2 separate regions of the Homo sapiens genome follow, and region 1 is linked to region 2. A link is a contact called in ENCODE Hi-C or POLR2A ChIA-PET data. All regions are on one chromosome and are shown on one strand. Each heading gives the region's core, a stretch centred on a gene start or an enhancer-like site at or near the end of the contact. The rest is flanking DNA. Distances are from core to core; before and after follow the strand shown.

What was found. Hi-C counts contacts between places; a loop is a spot of excess contacts on that map. ChIA-PET counts read pairs that join two places held with the same protein, here RNA polymerase II (POLR2A). Pooled maps may share reads with other maps.
Region 1: a pooled map shows a loop between it and region 2 (4-fold over the local background). The contact joins two enhancer-like sites. A Hi-C loop is called at or near these places in 1 of 168 maps with a recorded cell type or tissue (posterior vena cava) and 1 of 50 pooled maps. POLR2A ChIA-PET finds 5 or more read pairs at or near these places in 5 of 52 experiments (CD8-positive, alpha-beta memory T cell, Caco-2, HepG2 and 1 more).

The regions. Positions count from the first base shown.
Region 1 is chr2:27,751,612-27,755,287 of GRCh38, reverse strand. No RefSeq gene overlaps it. Among named protein-coding and RNA genes, the nearest start is that of MRPL33, 18 kb to the left of the region's middle. RefSeq lists an enhancer at 2,050-2,668. Within about 2 kb of position 2,251, at least 10 of the 41 ENCODE cell types and tissues checked have a DNase peak (open chromatin) inside an H3K27ac peak, as active enhancers do.
Region 2 is chr2:27,858,064-27,861,770 of GRCh38, reverse strand. RBKS (ribokinase) reads left to right here. Exons shown (of 8, transcript NM_022128.3): 2 at 3,200-3,332. Among named protein-coding and RNA genes, the nearest start is that of RBKS, 30 kb to the left of the region's middle. Within about 2 kb of position 1,435, at least 2 of the 41 ENCODE cell types and tissues checked have a DNase peak (open chromatin) inside an H3K27ac peak, as active enhancers do.

The sequences.
Region 1 (3,676 bases), core at 1,002-3,501, 110 kb after region 2:
ATTCAAGGCTGTACTCTGACAACACAATTGCTTTTTGGGGATTTTTGCAAACATCTCAAAAGGGCAAGAAACATTCTTCCTCCCTTTTAGCCCAATGTAGACCGGAGGTTTTTTCAGCCGTCAGCTGAATGCTGGGCCCCACCAGTGCCCAGTAGGTACAGTCCCATCCACTGTGAGGTGGGCTCCAGGGAGGGCCGTTGGGTCCATGTGAAGCCAGCAGGAGGGGCCATGTGAAGCCAGCGTCTGAGGGGCTCCCCATGAGGCCACCAAGCCCCTGTCAAACCTAGTAAGTCACCCTGACACCAACCCCACCCTTCCTCAGAAGAGCAGTGAATAAACAAGAGCATGTGAATTGGGCAACTCCAGGTGGGGGTGCAGGGAAAGTGCTCAGGCTTGAAGGGGGGATAGAGAGGGGCTGGTAGAGTCACAGTGGGGAAGCAGCTGAAGGAGACGGATCGGTGAAGGAGCTCATGTGGAGGGGCCCCAGATAGTGAAGGAGGGTCCAAACCAACATTTTCTATTCTTTGCCCAGTAAAGTTTCATGAATCAACTCAAATGTTTGCTTGCTCTCACCTTCTGCCCCTAAGGAGGAAGTTGGGGGATAGCTGGTCCAAGGATTTGGACTTTGGGGCTCTCCATTTGTAAGTAAGGAAAAAGTCAAGATGAGCCATCATACTCTGTTTTCATTCCATCCTTGGCACAGACAACATATTACTCCAAAGGAGAGCTGAATAACAGAATTTAAAGGGAAATTAGAGATGAGAACATTTAGTCATCATCCTCATTTTACAGATGAGAAAACTGAGGCCCAGGGAGGTTAAACATTAAATAATGTGCTCCAAATCACTCAACCAATAATTGCAGAACTGGCAGGACTAGAACTCTGCCGCCTAATTCCCAGTTCATGCATTTTCTTGCCTTCTGCTGTGCCTGACAGGTTCCCAGTGGTGAAAGTCGGCCTTGGAGCGCCCTCCCATGGCTGTGGACAGCTACTGGAGCAGCTGTGGCACAGGCCAGTGTTAACTTGAGGATAGAATGACCTGCAGGGCTGGTTGAAACAGATTGCTGGGCCCCACCCTTGGAGTTTTGGGTTGTCTAACAAGTCCCCAGGGGACGCTGACCTACTGATTCAAAGACCACTTACTCAGAAACTCAGATGTAGATAAAAGATTTTGCAGCCAGAATACCTGGTTTCAGGTCCCAGCTCTGCCATCCAAGTGCTGATACCTTGAACATGGTACTTAATCTCTTAGCATCTCGATCTCTTTATTTTATGATGGCAACAATAACAACCACCCATAGGGTTAATGTGTAAAATAAATAAATCAGATGTAAAATACCTGAGAAGTGACATGCTGATGCTGTGTGAATATACAGATTCACAAATATGTGACCTTTGTCTGGAGAGATGCCACTGGAGGCCAGGGAATGTCCACAGAGACAAAAGCATTCTCTTAATGCTACTCAAAATTACAATAAATCCAGAAGAAATTGTGTTTATCCTGCCACAAATACTGGCTGAGGAATTACGAGGGCCTGGCACTGTGCTGTACACCACATTTGCAAAGGTGAATGACAGTCCCTGCCCTGGAGGAACAACTAGAAGGAAGATAAACATGTAAATTCTAATAATTACCCTAATCCCAGATGAGCCAGGGAAGGAACCCTGTGCCTAGAGCACAGAGCATCCCACCCTGTCTGAGAAGTCAAGCAAGGCTTTGAAAAAGAACCTGACTTTTGAGTAGGGTCTTGAAGGATGAATAGGAGTTCTTTAAGAAGAGAAGTGGTAGGGGGCACTCCAGGCAAAGGAAACAGCATATGCAAAGTAGTCACGGAAGCATGAAAATGCATAATATTTTCAAGGAAATCGCACGTGGTTCTATGTAACTGGAGCTCAGTGGGTCTGGGAAAAGGACTGGCAAAAAAGGCTAAGAAGTTTGGGCCATGCCGGGCACGCGGGTGGCTGAGGCAGGAGAATGCTGTGAACCTGGGAGGCGGAGCTTGCAGTGAGCCGAGATCGCGCCACTGCACTCCAGCCTGGGCGACAGAGCGAGACTCCATCTCAAAAAAAAAAAAAGAAGTTTCGGCCTGACTGTAACCTGGTGGGAAGCCATTGGAAGACACCCGACGAGGATTCCCTGAAAAAATTCTTAATGAGTCCCTAAGGCAAAGATTTCCAAGCCAAGCGCTTCACCACATACCCTCAGCGGCCCCAGTGCCTGAGAGCCTCCCCTGCCAGGAAGCCTAGCCCAGAAACGCCTCCCGAAACGGGTAGTGGCCCTGGGGAAGAAGCTTCCCTGGAAGGCACAAGCAGTAAACGGGCAGCCTCTTACCTCTTACCTTCATCAGATACTGGCGGGAGGCACCCTCCTGGCAGATTTCTTCATCCCCCTCTCCTTCTGTGGGTGTGGAGTCACTGGGAGAACAAAGGGATGTTATCTGTAGCTAATAAGTTATGGGAGGGGGAGGGAGCTGTAGGCGCCTGTGGGGGTGGGGAAATGAGTCCTGAGCAGCTCTGATGCAATCCAGAAAGAGGCAGGTGCAAGCCTGCACCTGGGAAGCAAACCCCCTGCCTCCCCAAAGTACACAGAGATTTGAAGCTGGAAGAGGCACCTCCAAGACTTGCCCGTGATCCCACAGCTAGCTGACGCCTGGCCCCCTCTCCCCACATCTGACTCCACGATAAAAGGTCTCAGTCTTGGAAAAACTGGCGGTTGCTGTGTTCATTGACCTCACTCCCTCTTCCTGAGTCTCTCCTGCAGCCTTCCCTTCCCAGCCCAGTCCCTGACCCTCTTTCAGACTCAGCCTTTGGTTTCCAAACAGGTATAGAATGTGGTGTGCAAAAAATGGCCTCCGCTATTTTTGAAAAAAGCAATGGCAAGAAAAAAAGAGCAAACTGCTATTCTGAGCCACATGGGCTTGGGGTTTTGATTCCAATTTCTTTGTCTCCGGTGGAGGTGGAAGCAACTTGCTCTTGTGGGAATAATCCCTTTTGTTTTTAGGAAAAGATTTTAATAGGTCTTTGGGTTATGCAAGGATAAAACGTGAACCTTTTCTGGAAAGGAGACAGTGCAATGCAGGACAACGTGAGGCCACAGGCTCCTCTTAGTCACTGTAAAATGTGGCTTTCTTTGAGAGAGAATGGCATCTCTGCAGAGGTTATGGGGAGTTTTGTTAAAGCTGTGCTTGGAGAACTTAAGAGAGGGGCTTGGGCTGGGCATGGTGGCTCACACCTATAATCCCAACAATTTGGAAGGCCGAGACGGGCGGATCGCTTGAGGTCAGGAGTTCGAGACCAGCCTGGCCAACATGGTGAAACCCTGTCTCTACTAAAAATACAAAAAAATTAGCTGAGTGTGGTGGCAGGAGCCTGTAATCCTAGCTACTCGGGAGACTGAGGCAGAAGAATCGCTTTAACCCAGGAGGTGGAGATAGCAGTGAGCTGAGATGGCGCCACTGCACTCCAGCCTGGGTGACAGAGTAAGACTTCATCTCAAAAAAAAAAAAAAAAAAAAAAAGAGAGGGGTCTGTTTCTGCAGTGGGCACCAGCAGGATTGAGCTGGTGACTGGCAGGGAGGACACCCAGGATGTGTGTGAATTCTCAGGAGTCCTTGCAAACAAGGGGAGAGGAAACCCAGGCAGGGCCGAGCTGTGCTGTTCCCGTTTGGTGACTGAA
Region 2 (3,707 bases), core at 186-2,685:
CTGAGGCAGGGGAATCATTTGAACCCAGGAGGCAGAGGTAACAGTGAGCCGAGATAACACCACTGCATTCCAGCCTGGGAGACAAAGTGAGACTCCACCCCCCCCCCAAAAAGAAATGGAACATACTAATCTCCTTATTCCGTGAATTATTTTCTTCACTCGTGTATTACTTGCATCAGGGTTAGGTTTAATGCCATTGTCAACAAGTTGATTTTGCCTTGTAGGAGATACATCAGGACACAGTGATGAACATTTGTTGAATTAGTGCATGAATGAAGGAATATATGACTTCTAGTTACAGTTCTTGCTTGTGGAAGAGGAATGCTGCTGATACTGGGAGTGCAGTGGGCAAGATCTGGTAAAATATGGAGTTGTTATTGTCGGACAGTTGCCCAGTCATCCCTGCCAGTCTCCCCCTGCTTCCCTAATCAACACCTCCACATCCTCATTTCAGAACAGGAATAGATGCTATACGGGGGAGACACAGAAAAGAGACAAAGGGAGGCTGGGCGCGGTGGCTCATGCCTGTAACCCCAGCACTTTGGGAGGCTAAGGCAGGCGGATCACTTAAGGCCAAAAGTTCGAGACCAGCCTGGCCAACATGATGAAACCCCCTCTCTACCAAAAATACAAAAATTAGCCTTGCCTGGTGGCGCACCCCTGTAATCCCAGCTACTTGGGAGGCTGAGGCAGGAGAATCACTTGAATCAAGGAGGTGGAGGTTGCAGTGAGCCGAGATCGTGCCACTGTACTCCAGCCTTGGTGACAGAGAGAGACTCTGTTTAAAAAAAAAAAGAGAGAAAGAGAGACAGAGACAGAGACAAAGGGAGACTCTTACAAAAATCTGTTCAATCAGCAAATATCTGTTAACCTCGTGTCAAGTGACAGACACATTGCATAAAATGGAGAACATGACAGACTTGGTCCCTGTCCTCATGCAGGGAAAGTCTACAGTTAAGGGAAGAAAGAGACAAGAGTAGGGGAAGGATGCAGAAGAAAAAGAGGAGAAATTAGTAAAATACCAAAAGAGTGAAGAATTTCAGTGATCACTGAATTAATACAATGCTTGTGTTAATAGAAGTTGTTTAGAAATGAGTTTAAATCCCAGCCATCTGCTCCCACATCAAACACACCTACTGTACCCATGATTTTGCCCTTCCCCCACATATATATATACATCCCAGTAATAATCTGGTGATTTTTAAATGAATTCTCACAGTTAGTAATAAAAATTACACTTGATTCAAACCAGTGAATTGTAACCCAGATCTAAGTATAGATGTAGTGGAAATCATAAGTTTCTTTAGTGACAGTCTTACTAATCAAGTTATTTGGCCTGTTTTTAGCCACATGGTATATTTTTTCTTTTTCAGGTTGCTCTGAGTGTTGTTTGTAGCAGCATCAGTAAGCCAAGAATTCACATAGTTACTCAATCACACAGATTACTCATCATTGCCTGTTCATAACAGAATCCTAAGATGTTTAAGATTTCTAATGCAAATCAAAATCTCATCATCACTTGTCATTGCTAAATTAAATGACAGGATAATAACATTACATTAAAACCATTTTTCTCTTGATTGAGTACCTTTTTCAGAAGTGAACCTTCTAGATGTATATTTTTTTTCATCAGTACTATAAATGCATTTAGAATCCAAGATAAAAATAGAATTTAAAGGGGAGGAGTGGGATGTTTTCAAATTATTGATGAGGCTCTTTTGAATCTCAACCATATTTGACAGTGTACTGCAAGGGAATGGAGTAGTTCAGCTCAATTTATTGACACTTTTAGAGCTATATAAAGGAGGTTAACAGGTTGAGCTTGGTCTTTATTGAAGCAATCGTGTGTTCTTAGCATCAGTTATATGTCATCCCGTTGCAAACTGGCTGTTAGGACTTGTCATTGCTCTGTTCTAATATAAGATACTGACTTCAGATAGATCACAACCTATGTGGAAAATTAATATAAATTTCTAACCTGTAAAAGCAGTGTAGGTTCTCAGTGGCCTTACCATTGTGAACTTACCTCTTTACCTTTCTTTCCTATCTAAAGCTAGTTAACCTTTTTTGGTCACACCTACCCTCTTTTTATCTGCTCCCTCTGGCCCTTGGCCCACTTCTCTGTGGCCAGCTAGCCAGTGTTCGTGCCACCTGAGCCCATCTTCTTCACTTGCCCTAGAACTCCCCAGAATGCCTCTTTCATTTTAAAGTCAATCATTTCCTTCCATCCTTCAAATATTTTATTTCCTCACACCTTCCATCTTTAATAATATGAAATATAAAAATCTTACCCTGGATCAAACCTTTTATTCTTTTTGCCTCACTTAATACTATCATCATTAGGCAATAATAGCATTATGGTAAAAATTCTTACCTCTTAGAGAAGCTGATGAAGGTATTGACTCAAACAAGATTGGCTATGAAACAATAAGTATTAAATTATTAAATCTGGATGATAGGTGAATGAGGGAAAGGGAAGCCAGTATGCTGTTTTCTCTACTTTTATAGGTTTGTAATCTTCCATAATAAAAATTTAAAAATAACTTAGCTCTTTAGTGTTCCTTTTTTAAAATAGACACCCTTTTTGAGTGAGCACGTGAAATGATGTGGTATGCAGGATGGACTAAGACTAAAACCTGATCCTGCTCTCTGAACACCCCACTCTTACTCTACCCCTTAGTAAACAAAAAAGATTCTTTAGCACCTGGAATTGTAACTTCCCTCTTCTCCTTAGGTCCTGTACTTGATTATCAGAATCCTGGTCTGGTTTAACACTTCCTGCTTCTTGGTTTAACACTTCCTGCTTCTTGTTAAAGTGACCAGATAAACCCATATAGAAATATACATTAATTTCATCCCATTTATTAAATCCCACTGTGAATAAAGTTCTGTGCTGGCATTAAGAAAGAGAATATGAAGGAAAAGTATTCATGAATAACCCTGATGCAGTACAACACTAGCCACAGTAGTGGTCTCTAGGAGAGAGAGAGGAATTCTGTCAAGGAGACTCATTCTTGATAATGATGCAAACTACTAAATGTCATCCTAAAGGAAGAGATAATCTTCGTTGCTTCTGCTTATAGTTCTAATTGTTAAGACTATTTAGAGCTCTACCATATAGCCTTCCCTCTCTTCTAAAGAACTTAAATTGATTACAGTTACCAATATGCTTTTTTCTTCTCTTTTTAAATTACAATAGTCTTACTTCTCGTTTGCCAAAAACTGGAGAAACCATCCATGGACATAAGTTTTTTATTGGCTTTGGAGGGAAAGGTGCCAACCAGTGTGTCCAAGCTGCTCGGCTTGGAGCAATGACGTCCATGGTGTGTAAGGTAAGTACAAAGTATAGTGGAGAGGACTCTAGAGGTAAGAATCTGGTTTTAAGACTGGAGTTCATTGTTTTTAATTTTTTCAACCATTTTAGAGTGAACAGTTCAGTGGCATGTAATACATAGAGTGGCATTTAATACATTCAACCACCACTTCTGTCTTGTTCCAGAACTTTACCATCATTCCAAAACAAAATCCCTTACCCCTTAAGCAGTTCCTCCTCATTCTGTCTTCCCTTTAAAGCCCTGGGAACCACCAGTCTTCATTCTATCTCTATGGATTTATCTATTCGGGACATTTCATATAAATGGAATATATATTATGTGACATTTTGTACCTGGCTTCTTTCACTTAGCATACTGTTTTTGAGGTACAAC